Linked DNA regions of Homo sapiens: region 1 is linked to region 2. Evidence: chromatin contacts called from ENCODE Hi-C or POLR2A ChIA-PET data. All regions are on one chromosome and are shown on one strand. The core of a region is the stretch at or near the end of the contact, and the rest is flanking DNA. Distances in the headings are between cores, read along the strand shown. Region 1 holds the start of PTGES (prostaglandin E synthase). Region 2 holds the start of LINC00963 (long intergenic non-protein coding RNA 963).

Region 1 (6,076 bases), core at 1,913-4,412, 260 kb after region 2:
GCACCTGAAGAATTTGGACTTTGCACTAAAAGCCATGAGAAGGTCTTGAGAGCCCCAGGCTGAAAACCCAGCTCCGCGCTGATTAACCACAGGATCCTGAACTCTGAAAACTCAGGAGAAATCACAGCTCATGTGCTGTGTGACGAGTGAGAGGGAGACCTGGAGAAGCCGCTAGGACAATGCCCAGCACAAGGAGGTGCTCAGTGAATTGTCACTTTCTCTCATTGGAAAGCAGAGACATAAAGTCACACTGAGATCATCAGAGGCCCATGACTCTTGCTCCACTGTTCCCTGCTGGCATCCAGACAGTCAGACCCCACCAGGCCCACAGCAGAGCCTGAATCTCAGGAGCAGGTTTTCTAAATTGTTCAGCTGACGGCAAATCCTGTGCTTCTGACTCATGACTGTCCCCCAAGGGCTGGTTTGTCCTCCCTGGTGGGCCTGCCCTGCCCTACCCCAGAGGAGAATGCAGCTCAGATCTTCGAGATTGGAACCTTCACACCCAAAATTCCTCTCTGCTGGCCCTGAAATCAGTGAATCACCAACACCGAAGGCTCTGTCCGTGGATCTGTGATACGTTTCAAGGGGCCTCAGCATACAGTGGGCACTGCCTTTAGGAGTCCACTGCCCATGGAGTTGCTCCCCCTGGAGATACAACTCAGATACAAGTCAGCCAGGCCAGAGCCAGCTGCAGTGCAGGCCAGGAAGCCCCCAGTGTCAGCGGCCGAGGTGCCACCTTAGCTGGGGTGGAGGCCAGCCTTTGGTTGAGGTCCCTTGAAAGTGACCTGAGGCTGCGATGCTCATGTTAATTTCAGTTACTTATAAGTCTTAAGGACAAACATTGGTGGGGCGTTGCATTCTCCTGGCGCTGCTGTCACGACCCCCGTTTACAGGTGAGGACACTGAGCTCCCAGACTTTTCCAGGTCCCCAGGCTGGTGGGTGGAGGAGCCAGGGCCTGTGACTGTCACCTCCAGCAAGTCCTTCCTGGATGATACTTAGCGCCCAGAGCAGAGATAAGAGGGGGCCACGTTGTCATGAGGAACACCTCAGGAGCAGCCCAAGGAGTGGGGGTTTCCTTCTGCGGTGTCCCTGCCAATCAGGCAGAAAGGCTCTGGGACAGGTTCACCTCCTCCCTTCCCCGAATTCGTGTTAAAAGGAAATCACAGCTGGGCACAGTGGCTCACACCTGTAATCCCAGAACTCCAGGAGGCCAAGATGGGAGGATCACTTGAGCCCAGGAGTTTGAGACCAGCCTGGGCAACATGGCAAAAGCCATCTCTACCAAAAACATAAAAAATTAGGAGCAGTGACGCACACCTATAGTCCCAGCTACTTGGGAGGCTGAAGTGGGAGGATCACCTGAGCCCAGGAAGTCGAGGCTACAGTGAGCTATGATCGCACAATTGCACTCCAGCCTGGGCCACAGAGCAAGACCCTGTCTCTAAAATAAATAAATAATAATTAAAAAAAAAAAAAAAAAAGGAATCGCTGGCCTGCTGGTAAGAACCCAGGCCTCAGCCAGGTGCGGTGGCTCACGCCTGTAATTCCAACACTTTGGGAGGCTGAGGCGGGTGGATCACCTGAGGTCAGGGGTTCAAGACCAGCCTGGCCAACATGGTGAAACCCCATCTCTACTAAAAATACAAAAATTAGCAGGGCATGGTGGTGTGTGTCTGTAATGCCAGCTACCGGGGAGGCTGAGGCAGTAGAATTGCTTGAACCCAGGAGGTGGAGGTTGCAGTAAGCAGAGATCATGCCGCTGCACTCCAGCCTGGACAGCAGAAAAAAAAAACAAAACAGAAACCCCCGCCTCCAAGACAGGATGTGGGCTCTGAAGCTGGACACTGGAGTTCAAACCGGGCTGTGTGACCTTCATAAGTGATGTCTCCTCTCTGAGCCCAGGTTCCTCACCTAGAAAACAGGATGACTATGGCGCCTCCCCTGCCCTCAGGGCTGTGGCGGGGATCTCATGCTCAGCTCCGGGCCACATTCGGTCCTCTGGGAAGGATTCAATGAGTGAATGCAGCTGTTCTACTTGATGCCCGGATCCCATATCCCAGGACCAGCCAAGGCAGGGAGAAGTCAGAAGCTATCAGTGTGCTGTAGCCTCCGGGCATCCTATCACTTGGGCAGCTGCCCTGCCTTTAATCCTGCCTGTACCTGCAGCAGGGCCTGAGCCTGGCTTGTGGCCAAGATCCTCACTCCCCAGGATCCACCCGCATGCAGTGCCAGAGCCAGCCTTGCCTCACCTCGCCTTTGAACTGGACACAGGGGAAGACAGAGACAGTTTCAGGAAATGATTGCTTTATTAAAATACCTGGGGAGGAAGTAACAGGTGCCTGGGGTCTTTCTGCATTCTGCCGCCAGGACAGCCGACAAGCTCAGCCTATGACTTTGCAGACTCGCCAACCAGTGTGACGGACGCTACTGGAACTTGCCCCGGCCCAGCTCTGGGACTCGTTAATGTTGTTTTGGTTCAGGGGCTCGGATTAGTGGGGAAATTCCTCGCTGAGCACCCCGACGGTGCCCGGCTGGGAGCTGGCCTTTGGAGGCTACAGTGGGCTTGTTAGTGACATTTGCCAGGAGTTGGGAATTTCCACTTAAACGTTTCTCGGACTCCTGTTTTGCCGGTTCCCACTCCACCCAGATATCAGACCTCCCGTGCCGGGAAGCCACCAGGTTAGACAGAGGCTTTGTGCTGTCACGCTCCCACACTCCACCCTCCAGAACCTGCTTCTCTCACAGACACTCGCTGGCTCTCTCCATGCCAAGAACTCAGCCCGGTGGCACGGCAAGCGAGTAAGTGCTCTTAAGCCAGAGAGGAGAAGGTGCAGGCCTTGCTGACACGTGGGACTGGCAGGAAGCCCCCCGGCGGGGCTGGAAGAGGTGCTCACCTCCCAGCCCTGCACACACCTTGGCCATGTTTCCCTATCCCGGGGCTTTCCTGACAGGACGTGGAGAGAAGCAAGTATGACCCAGGCCGGGGACCCCCAGGGAGGCACATACCTTCTTCCGCAGCCTCACTTGGCCCGTGATGATGGCCACCACGTACATCTTGATGACCAGCAGCGTGCTGCAGAGCAGGAAGGCCGGGAGGGCCGGGCTGCTCATCACCAGGCTGTGGGCAGGCATCTCTGGCCAGCGCAGCTCAACTGTGGGTGTGATCAGCTCGACAGAGGAGCAGCCTGCAGGGAAAGCACAAAGTGGGAGGGGAGAGCCTTCCTGCAGCCAGCACCGCCCACGCCCCGCCCCACGGCAGCGGCAGCAGGGCCCCCTTCTCCTGTGAAGAGAAAGACAAGCAGTTGCCGGAGCTCCAAGAAGCAGAGAGTCTCCGGGTGTCCCGGACCCAGTCCCTGGCTCTGGAGCCCTCCTTCCAGGCAAATCCTCAAACACTTTCAAATCTGTTTCAAAGCTGTTTCCTTATCTACAGTGTGGGAGCATGTGGTGGTGCCTGCCTTCTAGGGAATGATGAGGCTGGGCACCTGGCAGGACCTCTGCACGTGGTGATTATCGCTGCCTCCTGCCCACCTCCGCAGGGTCAGGGTAGGTGGTGGGCATGAGAACCACGCCATGCGCCCCCACACTCAGCCTGGACAATGGAGCTGCAGCCACAATGGCATGACTTTGCCATCTGTGGCAGGCTGAAGGACGCCCTCCACCCCTAAAGACATCCATGTCCCAATCCCTAGAACCCGTGACTGTGACTATGTGGCAAAAGGGACTTTTCACATGGGATTTCGTAAGGATTTGAGATGGGAGAAATTATCCTAGTTTATCTGGGTGAGCCCAGAGTATACAGAGGGGCCCTTCCAAGAGGGAGGCAGTAAAATTAGAGAAAAGATATAAAAACAGAGGCAGCATTAAGAGAGGAGATGAAAGGACAGAATAGGGGTCAGACAGGAGAGACGCTAACCTGCTGGCCTTGAAGATGAAGGAGAGATCATGGCCCAAGGAATACCAGGGGCCTCTAGAAACTGGAAAAGGGGACGAAACAAACTCTCTGCGTTCAGACAGAACGCAGCCCTCCCGACACTTTGATTTTAGCCCTGTGAGACCCATTTCAGGCTTCATCCACCAGAACTGTCAGAGAATGAAGCTGTGTTGTTTTAAGCCACTAAGTCTGTGGTAATTTGCTATAGCAGGGATGGGGAACCAGCACGTGGCTCCACTGACTTCCTGAGCATCACTTGACTATCCTGGAACTCTTTCCCCAGTCAAATGCTTTGATTCTTCATCACAAGATCTCCCCGAAAGACCTATCAACTGACTCTTCAGTAGAAAGCATCACCAGGCCGGGCGCGGTGGCTCACACCTGTAATTCCAGCCCCTTGGGAGGCCAAGGGGGACAGATTACCTGAAGTCAGAAGTTCAAGACCAGCCTGGGCAACATAGGGAGACTCCGTCTCTACAAAAAAATGTTTTAATTAGCTGGGCATGGTGGTGCTCGCCTGTATTCCCAGCTACTCAGGAGGCTGAAGTGGGAGGATCACCTGAACCCAGGAGGCTGAGGCTGCAGTGAGCCATGTTCTCACCACTGCACTCTAGCCTGGGTGACAGAGCAAGACCCTGTCTCAAAAAAGAAAGAAAGCATCAACGTTTGTTTTCTAAGATTCTTTGAATCCCTCACCTCAAAATCCTCACCTTGGCCAGGTGGCTCACACATGTAATCCCAGCACTTTGGGAGGCCGAGGGGGGCAGATTATCTGAGGTCAGAAGTTCGAGACCAGCCTGGCCAACGTGGTGAAATCCCCTCTCTACTAAAAATACAAAAATTAGCCAGATGTGATGGCAGACACCTGTAATCCCAGCTACTTGGGAGGCTGAGGCGGGAGAATCGCTTCAACCTGGGAGGTGGAGGTGCAGTGAGCCAAGATTGCACCACTGTACTCCAGCCTGGGCGACAGACCGAGACTCTGTCTCAAAAAAAATCCTCACCTTGCTGCATCCTGCCCGCTTCCCCGGGTTCTGGCAGGACCTCCACAAGGTCAGGGATCTTTTTTTTTTTTTCTTGTGAGACAGACTCCTGCTCTATCACCCAGGCTGGAGTGCAATGGCGTGATCTCTGCTCACTGCAACCTCCACCTCCAGGTTCAAGCAATTCTCCTGCCTCCGCCTCCCAAGTAGCTAGGACTACAGGTGCCCACCACCACGCCCAGATAATTTTTGTATTTTTAGTAGAGACGGGGTTTCACCATGTTGGCCAGGATGGTCTCAATCTCTTGACCTTGTGATCCACCCACCTCGGCCTCCCAAAGTGCTGGGATTACAGGCATGAGCCACCGCACCTGGCCAAGGGCAGGGATCTTGTACACGGTTCTTGCTCATTTATTTTCGCCAACATATTTGGCTTTGCTGAGAGGTGCCCTGGGGAAGTGGGGCAAAGGGGAAAGGGAGAAACCAGTCTCCCATGCCTACTTCACTCTTGGGCTTGACCAGGTGCTTTGGGACAGCACCTGCCCAGAGAGACAGCTGTGTCAGTCCAACCTATGCCCCAAAGCAGCAGAGATCAAAGGGAAGATTGGCCAGAGCTAGATTTAGCCAGCCTCGAATCCCAAAGCCAGCCCTCAGCTGTAGCTGTGTGGCCTTAGGCAGGCAGGTTCCTCCTCTGAACCAGTTTCCTCAGCTGTAAAATGCAGCTGACCCTAAGTCACTCCCCAGCGCAGTTGTGGGAGCTAAATAATTATGAAGCCCCTGGAACAAGTAGGCACTCCGTTCAGTATCATCCTCTGAGCTTCCGTTTCCTCCTGCTCAAAGGGAATAATGATCCCTACCTAGTAGGGTTGTCAGGAGGGAGACTCATAGAAATCCCTGCCCTTGTTGCTGGGGGAGGTGGGTGTGAGCAAGGTGGGGGTGGTGCCTTGCCCATTTGCTGTGTGCCAAGCAGTCCTTTATCCGAACAAAAGATGTGCTTGATAAACTGACTCCCGTGGGGAACTGCCAGGCCAGGCTGTCCCGGCCCCACAAGATAAATGATAGGTCACCATACCATCAGGGACGGAACATGGAAAGTACAAGATGCCCTGAGACACGTTTTATCTCTGGTTGTCTGTTGGAGGAGCTGTGCAAGCTCGCTTC
Region 2 (5,874 bases), core at 2,305-4,804:
CAAGGCTGCAGTGAACCGTGATCGCGCCCCTGCACTCCATACAGCCTGGACAGCAGGATGAGACTCCGCCAAAAAAAAAAAAAAAAAAAAAAAAAGAGAGAGAGAGAGAGGAAGAAAAAAGGAAAGAAAGAAAGAAGGAAAAAGAGAAAAAGCAACTTTAATTTTTTTAATATAACATTTTAAAGTCCCTACTGTGTGCAGGGCATCAAGGTAGGTGGCAACAAAAACGAAGATGCCAGGACCCCAGCCTTTGAGATGCTCATAGCCGAGTGGGGACACAAGACTTGGAGGAGGCGCTCCTGAGAGTTAGATGTGAAAAGCAGCACCCTAGAGGCGTCCACCAGAGCTGAGGGCACCGGGAGAGAGAGAGGTGGGTTTTGGTGTAGGGGATGGGGAGGGAGGAGAGCTGGTGGGGGAGGCACAGAGGCCAGGGGACAGCAAAGGCTGCTCTTGAGAAATCTCAGTGGAGGGCACTGGGCCATTCCCAGAGGTTGGCACAGCAAAGCCAAAGGCATGGTGGCAGGAGAGGAGGCCATGCTCTGAGGAAGGGCCCGCAGCCCAGCGTCAGGGAGGGTAATGGGGAGGGGAAGGAGAATGGTGTTGCCGAGCCTGGGCCAGCCTGCAAAGGCTGGAGGAAGCTACCTTGCTTTATAAAAATGGGGAGCCATCGAAGGCCTTTGAGCAGAGGTGGATGTCATCCTATGGAAGTTTTACAAAGACAGCTCCATAAGCAGAGAAATGTCCCAGAAATGTACACGAAACCTAGAATGACAGCGTCAGGATGTACTGCATGAACTTTTACAATGCTTCCTTTAAAAAAAATGGTTTTGTGTTTTTTTGTCTGTGTGTGTGTGTGTGTGTGTGTGTGTGTGTGTGTGTGTGTTTGCCCTGTATAGGTATGACTATTCTAACAAAAGAAGGGAGGACATTTTCAAAAGACAGAGGGGAGCCAGGAGGCAAAGAGACACAGGCAGCAGGAGGGAGCCCAGAGCTGGCGGGCCAGGCTGCCCCTCTCACTGCAGGTCTGGCTGTTTGGGTGATGGGCCATCTGGCAGGTCTACAAGGAGCCCAGCAGGCAGGGCGGTGCGGCCTCTGAGATCCCTCTCTTACCTAGAGCCTGAGCCTTGCCTGACCCATGACAGTTTCAGGCTGTTCCCCCTCCTCCCAGCAGTCTGTCCCTACCAAACTCCACTCCATGGGTTAGACTGTGGGACACAGACTGATCCTTAAATCCCATTCTGGGCCAAATGGGGACAGTGATTCCAGAGGCCTCCCTACGTCCGTGAGGACACATCACCCTATGACAGAGCCCCAGCCACCGTGCTAGGTGCTGTACAGGCAGTGTCTCTTGATCTGAATATAAACCTGAAAAAAAAATGTTATTTTCCCAGTTTTGCAGATCAGGAAATAGAGGCCCTCACAGTGAGGAGGGAGGGGGAATTCTCACCCAGGATGGACCCACCCAAGAGTGCGGATGGACCACTAGGCTGTACTGCCTGGGGCCCTTTAGGAGAAAATCCGTCCTCCCAGTCTCCCCAGGTCTCTTGCCTTTGGCCTGCTCTGGTTCCTGTTATAGAATGGGGGCTGCAGGTAGGCACCCCTCTGAGCTAGTCCCCTGTCCTTGGGCCGCCTCTCCTAGGCAAACTCCTATTTAGCCCGTGAAGCCCAATTAAATTATCGCTTCCTCTCCCGAGTCCTCTGGCTGCACCCCTGTCCTCTTCTCTGTGTTCCTGCGGAGCTCCCAAAGGGAGGGGAGAAAAGGCTCAGGGGACATGGCTGGGACACAACTTCCAGCCCAGCCCTGCGTGGGCAGAGAGGAGGGAACAGTCCATCTATTCTAGGCTGGACGTGAGAGGGAGGACGGCCTTGGCTCAACCCGGGGTAAGGCAGGCTGACCAGCCCCTGGGGTTATTTGGCTTGGCAGTCAGAGGAGGACAAGTTGCAGGAGAGAGAATCAAAGATTCAGGCTGCCTAGTGTGGCCACCGCCCCATCAGCCCTAAGATGATCGCAGCCCCTTTCTGGCCACTGAATATGTGGGCACCCCAGACCTCTGTGGCAAGGCTGGGTGAGAGCTGTCTTTTGTGCACAGGTGCCCCTAGTCCCCCACCACTAGTGAGCATTCACACACAGAGGTGAACAGCCCCCTTGTGGGCCTGGAGGCTCCTAGGCCAGGTAGAGATGACCAGAGTAGGGAGCAGAGAATCCCCAGTGCCTAGCACAGTGACTGGCACTGAAGCATTTGTTGGATGAATGAATGAGTGATTGCCTGACCTCAGGCCCAGGGAGGAAGGCCTGGTGTGCAGGGCAGCTCCTGGGAGGCTTCAGGGATGGGGAGAGGACAGAGAGGGACTGGGAGAGCCACAGGAAGGCAGCCTCATCTGATGACTGACTTGGGAGGGAAACAGAATGTGGGCTGTGTTTCTGGGGAAACACCCCCCTGATGCCCGGGCACCCAGGAACTTCCAGGTACCCCCGGATCACCCCAGTGAGGACACTCCACAATTCCCCAGGAGGCATCACAGTGGGGCCGTTAAACCCAGGGACTTGGGATTCAGACACTTCTGGGCTCCAGTCCACCCCTCACTGGCTGGACCAGTTGCCTCAGTTTCCCTATGTGCACGGGGGACGGATAGGACCACGTGCTGCACAGGTTTGCTGGGAAGGCCATATGAGAGGTGCCGGCTCAGCACATCCTGTCTGCCATTGTTACAAACAACAGCACGGGAGAGTCGGGGAGCAGAGTCGGCCAAACGCAAGACCCTGGGCTCTGGCTTCCCTGTGCTACTGACCTATGGGGTGGCTTTGGACAAGGCCCAGCCTTTCTCCAGGCCTTAGTTTCCCCATTTGTACAGTCAGGCCCTGCTAACTTGGACAGACTTTGGCCCTTCTCCAAGCCCCACAGAGACATCAGAGACATGTGCACACACGGCCCTGGGATTGCCGACAGACACACAGGCACACATAGGCACGTACACACAGGCATACAGACACAGGCACAGACTCACACTCGGCCCCTCCCCACTCACACTCGCTCACACTCATGCTCACACTCACACCAACCCCCCTCCCCCAAATCTGCTGCGCACCAACGGTTGGTGCGAGCGGGGTTGAGAACGGGAGGAAAAAAGCCCACGACTCAGCCCGGGAAGAGGGGTGCGGTGGGGGAAGGGCGGGCGAGGGAAATGACAGCCCGCGGTCCCCCTCGAGTCCCGGCTCATGAATATTAATACGGCGGTAATTAAAATGCAGGGACGCAGCAGGATGGATGCGGCTGCCTCCGGAGCGCGGGGGAGCGCGGAGTCTTTGCAGGCGGGTGAAGCCCGCTCCTCGCCGGCGAAAAGCGGGGCCGGGCTCCGGGGCCTGGGTCCGGGGCGGGCGGGAGTGGGGACATTTTTCGTGGTCCCGAGCGTCCCGTCCCGGCGTCCCCGCCCCCGCCCCGCGGCCGCCTCTCCACGCCCTGCCCCGGGCCGCCCGCCAGGCCGCCGTTTCCCGGAGCCGGCCCCCTCCCGCCCTCGCGGCCGGCTGATGTCATCTGCACACAACTTTCCGCTTCCCGGCCCGTCTCGGGGCCCTGAGTCATCGCCGCCCCCGGCCCCGACGCTGGCCTGCGGCGTCTGTTTGTGCAGAGCGAGGCCCCGCCGGCCGGGCTTGACGTCAGGCTGGCAGGGCCTGGAACGGCCCCGCATCGCGGCCCCCTGGGGGCAGGACGACACCGCTGGGGGCCGAGGGCAGGGCACGCCTTCGGAATCCGGCTTCGAAGCCGGCCGCCTGACCTGGGGCAAGTGCTTTCAACTCTCTGAACTTCGGTTCCTCATCTGCCAGTTGGCAGACGCTCAGCAAATCTTCCTAGACTCACGGGGCGAATTGTACAGTTGGGTAAATCGAGGCCCAGAGATGGCAAAAGGACCGTCCAAGGTCGTACAGCCACCCGGAATTACAATTCTTTTCTGCCGGGTCACACGCTGTCATCCACGTGTTACCTAAGAGAGCTTTCCAGCCTGTGCTAAGAAAACTGCCCCACATCATCTGCAGTAGGACGGGGGAGTTGGAGCCCTGGTCAGGCCACTCTGCTACTGACCACAGTTTTCTCATCTCTAAAAAGGCGCAGTAACAATATAATTACCGTATGCAGTCCCCCAGGATACAGGGTCAAAGGAGAGCACAACCATCGCAGTTGGAAGCCCATGGGGCAGGTGAGTCACTGTTGTCACTACTGGGGTCAATTTTTTTTTTTTTCTTTTTGAGACGGAGTCTCGCTCTTTCCCCAGGCTGGAGTGCAGTGGCGCGATCTCGGCTCACTGCAAGCTCCGCCTACCGGGTTCACGCCATTCTCCTGCCTCAGCCTCCCGAGTAGCTGGGACTACAGGCACCCGCAGCCACACCCGGCTAATTATTTGTATTTTTAGTAGGGACGGGGTTTCACCGTGTTAGCCAGAATGGTCTCATCTCCTGACCTCATGATCCACCCGTCTCGGCCTCCCAAAGTGCTGGGATTACAGGCGTGAGCCACCGCGCCTGGGGTCACTATTGAAGTTGGCTAATGTCACTATTGAAGTCAAGTGAGAGAGAGGGCCCTCTTGGAGTCAGACCACCTAGGTTCAAATTCTGGATCCTGCTTCCGGCTCCTTTCCTCTGTCCCCCTTCTCCCCTCGGTGCCCTCCAACCAGTGGGCCTGGGAAAGCGTGTTCATGCTGGAAATGCCTGCCCAGCCCTTGCCCAGTCACACAGAGCAAGTGCCCCAGAAATGTCCTGAACCTCAGTTTACTGAGGGGAAACTAAGAACCTTCTGGCTACAGCTCTTGGGCTGAGCAGGGATTAGGCTCGGGTCTGCGATCCCAGGCCCTGCGGCCTCCCAGAGGCTTGGTTGAGAGCTCTGGCTCTCACTCCCCCACCTCCACCCAGCACCTGCCCCGGTCCAGGCTCACCCCCTACCCCTCCACCTGGTCAGTGGTGGCTCGGCCTCCTCTCAGCCCCTCCACCCCTCCTGGCTGTACACACCCTCAAGCTAACGGAATTCAAACTGGTGGAGGAAGGCCTGCCCTGTCCCTCCCAGCCCCTGCCTCTCCCTCCCTACTCCCAGCCTCACTGGACCACTTTCAAGTCCTCCAGTGCTCCAGGCTCCATCTTCATGCCTCCAGGCCTTTGCACGTGCTGGTCCCTCTCCCATTCTCCTGGTTAACTCCTCCACCTCCATCCGAGCTAGGATCTTCCCCTGGAGAGTGTCCCGGTTAGCACTACCCCACAACACACACACACACCGACATACACGCCCCACATCACAGGGACCACATCCCACACAGGCACAGACACACTGCATGACGCAGATCACAGGCACAAAGGTGCATGCGTGCACACATACACACTCCCACTCCATATGCCAATACACTTATCCCCCTACTCCCACATCACACAGACGGTTCCACACACTCCTCACACGCTCTGGCCACACAGTAAACACACACAGACCACAGAGCTCATGTCTGGGCTGCCCTGGTGCCCTCCTCTGGGCTCGTGCCCCCAGCCTCAGCATTTACCCCCCATTGAGGGCAGGGACCCACCCAGCTCCGTTTTCCTCCATTTCAGCTCAGGGCCCTGCACCAAGTCTCTCCCAGTTGTTGCTTGGACCCGGACTCCTCCCACAGTCACCACTGTCACAGTCCCACCTCCTTCAAGGTCTCAAACACCCCTCCCCTGTTTCTGGCAGGAGCCGTCCTCACTCCCTCTATTGCCTCTCCAGACCCAGACTTCACCCTCAGGTCACCCTCACCTGGACTTTGGGGTGCCCCACACCCCGCCCCAGGCCCTGGCCTCTGGAATATTTGGAAACTTGAACTGGGCCAGAGGCTTAAGCTCACATCTGTCTGGAGCCTCAA

The links. Hi-C counts contacts between places; a loop is a spot of excess contacts on that map. ChIA-PET counts read pairs that join two places held with the same protein, here RNA polymerase II (POLR2A).
Region 1: a map of PC-9 shows a loop between it and region 2 (2.7-fold over the local background). The contact joins the promoter of PTGES here to the promoter of LINC00963 in region 2. A Hi-C loop is called at or near these places in 1 of 168 maps with a recorded cell type or tissue (PC-9). POLR2A ChIA-PET finds 5 or more read pairs at or near these places in 3 of 52 experiments (AG04450, IMR-90 and PC-9).

Annotation. Positions count from the first base shown.
Region 1 is chr9:129,749,880-129,755,955 of GRCh38, forward strand. It overlaps PTGES (prostaglandin E synthase), which reads right to left and starts at 3,163. Exons shown (of 3, transcript NM_004878.5): 1 at 3,008-3,163. The coding sequence starts at 3,133.
Region 2 is chr9:129,485,106-129,490,979 of GRCh38, forward strand. LINC00963 (long intergenic non-protein coding RNA 963) reads left to right here and starts at 3,555. Exons shown (of 5, transcript NR_038955.1): 1 at 3,555-4,194. It overlaps LOC124900275 (extensin-like), which reads left to right and starts at 4,844. Exons shown (of 4, transcript XM_047424330.1): 1 at 4,844-5,874. The coding sequence starts at 5,376. RefSeq lists silencers at 1,005-1,299, 3,401-3,760, 4,765-5,059 and enhancers at 1,413-2,072, 2,733-3,392, 4,713-5,372, 5,373-5,874.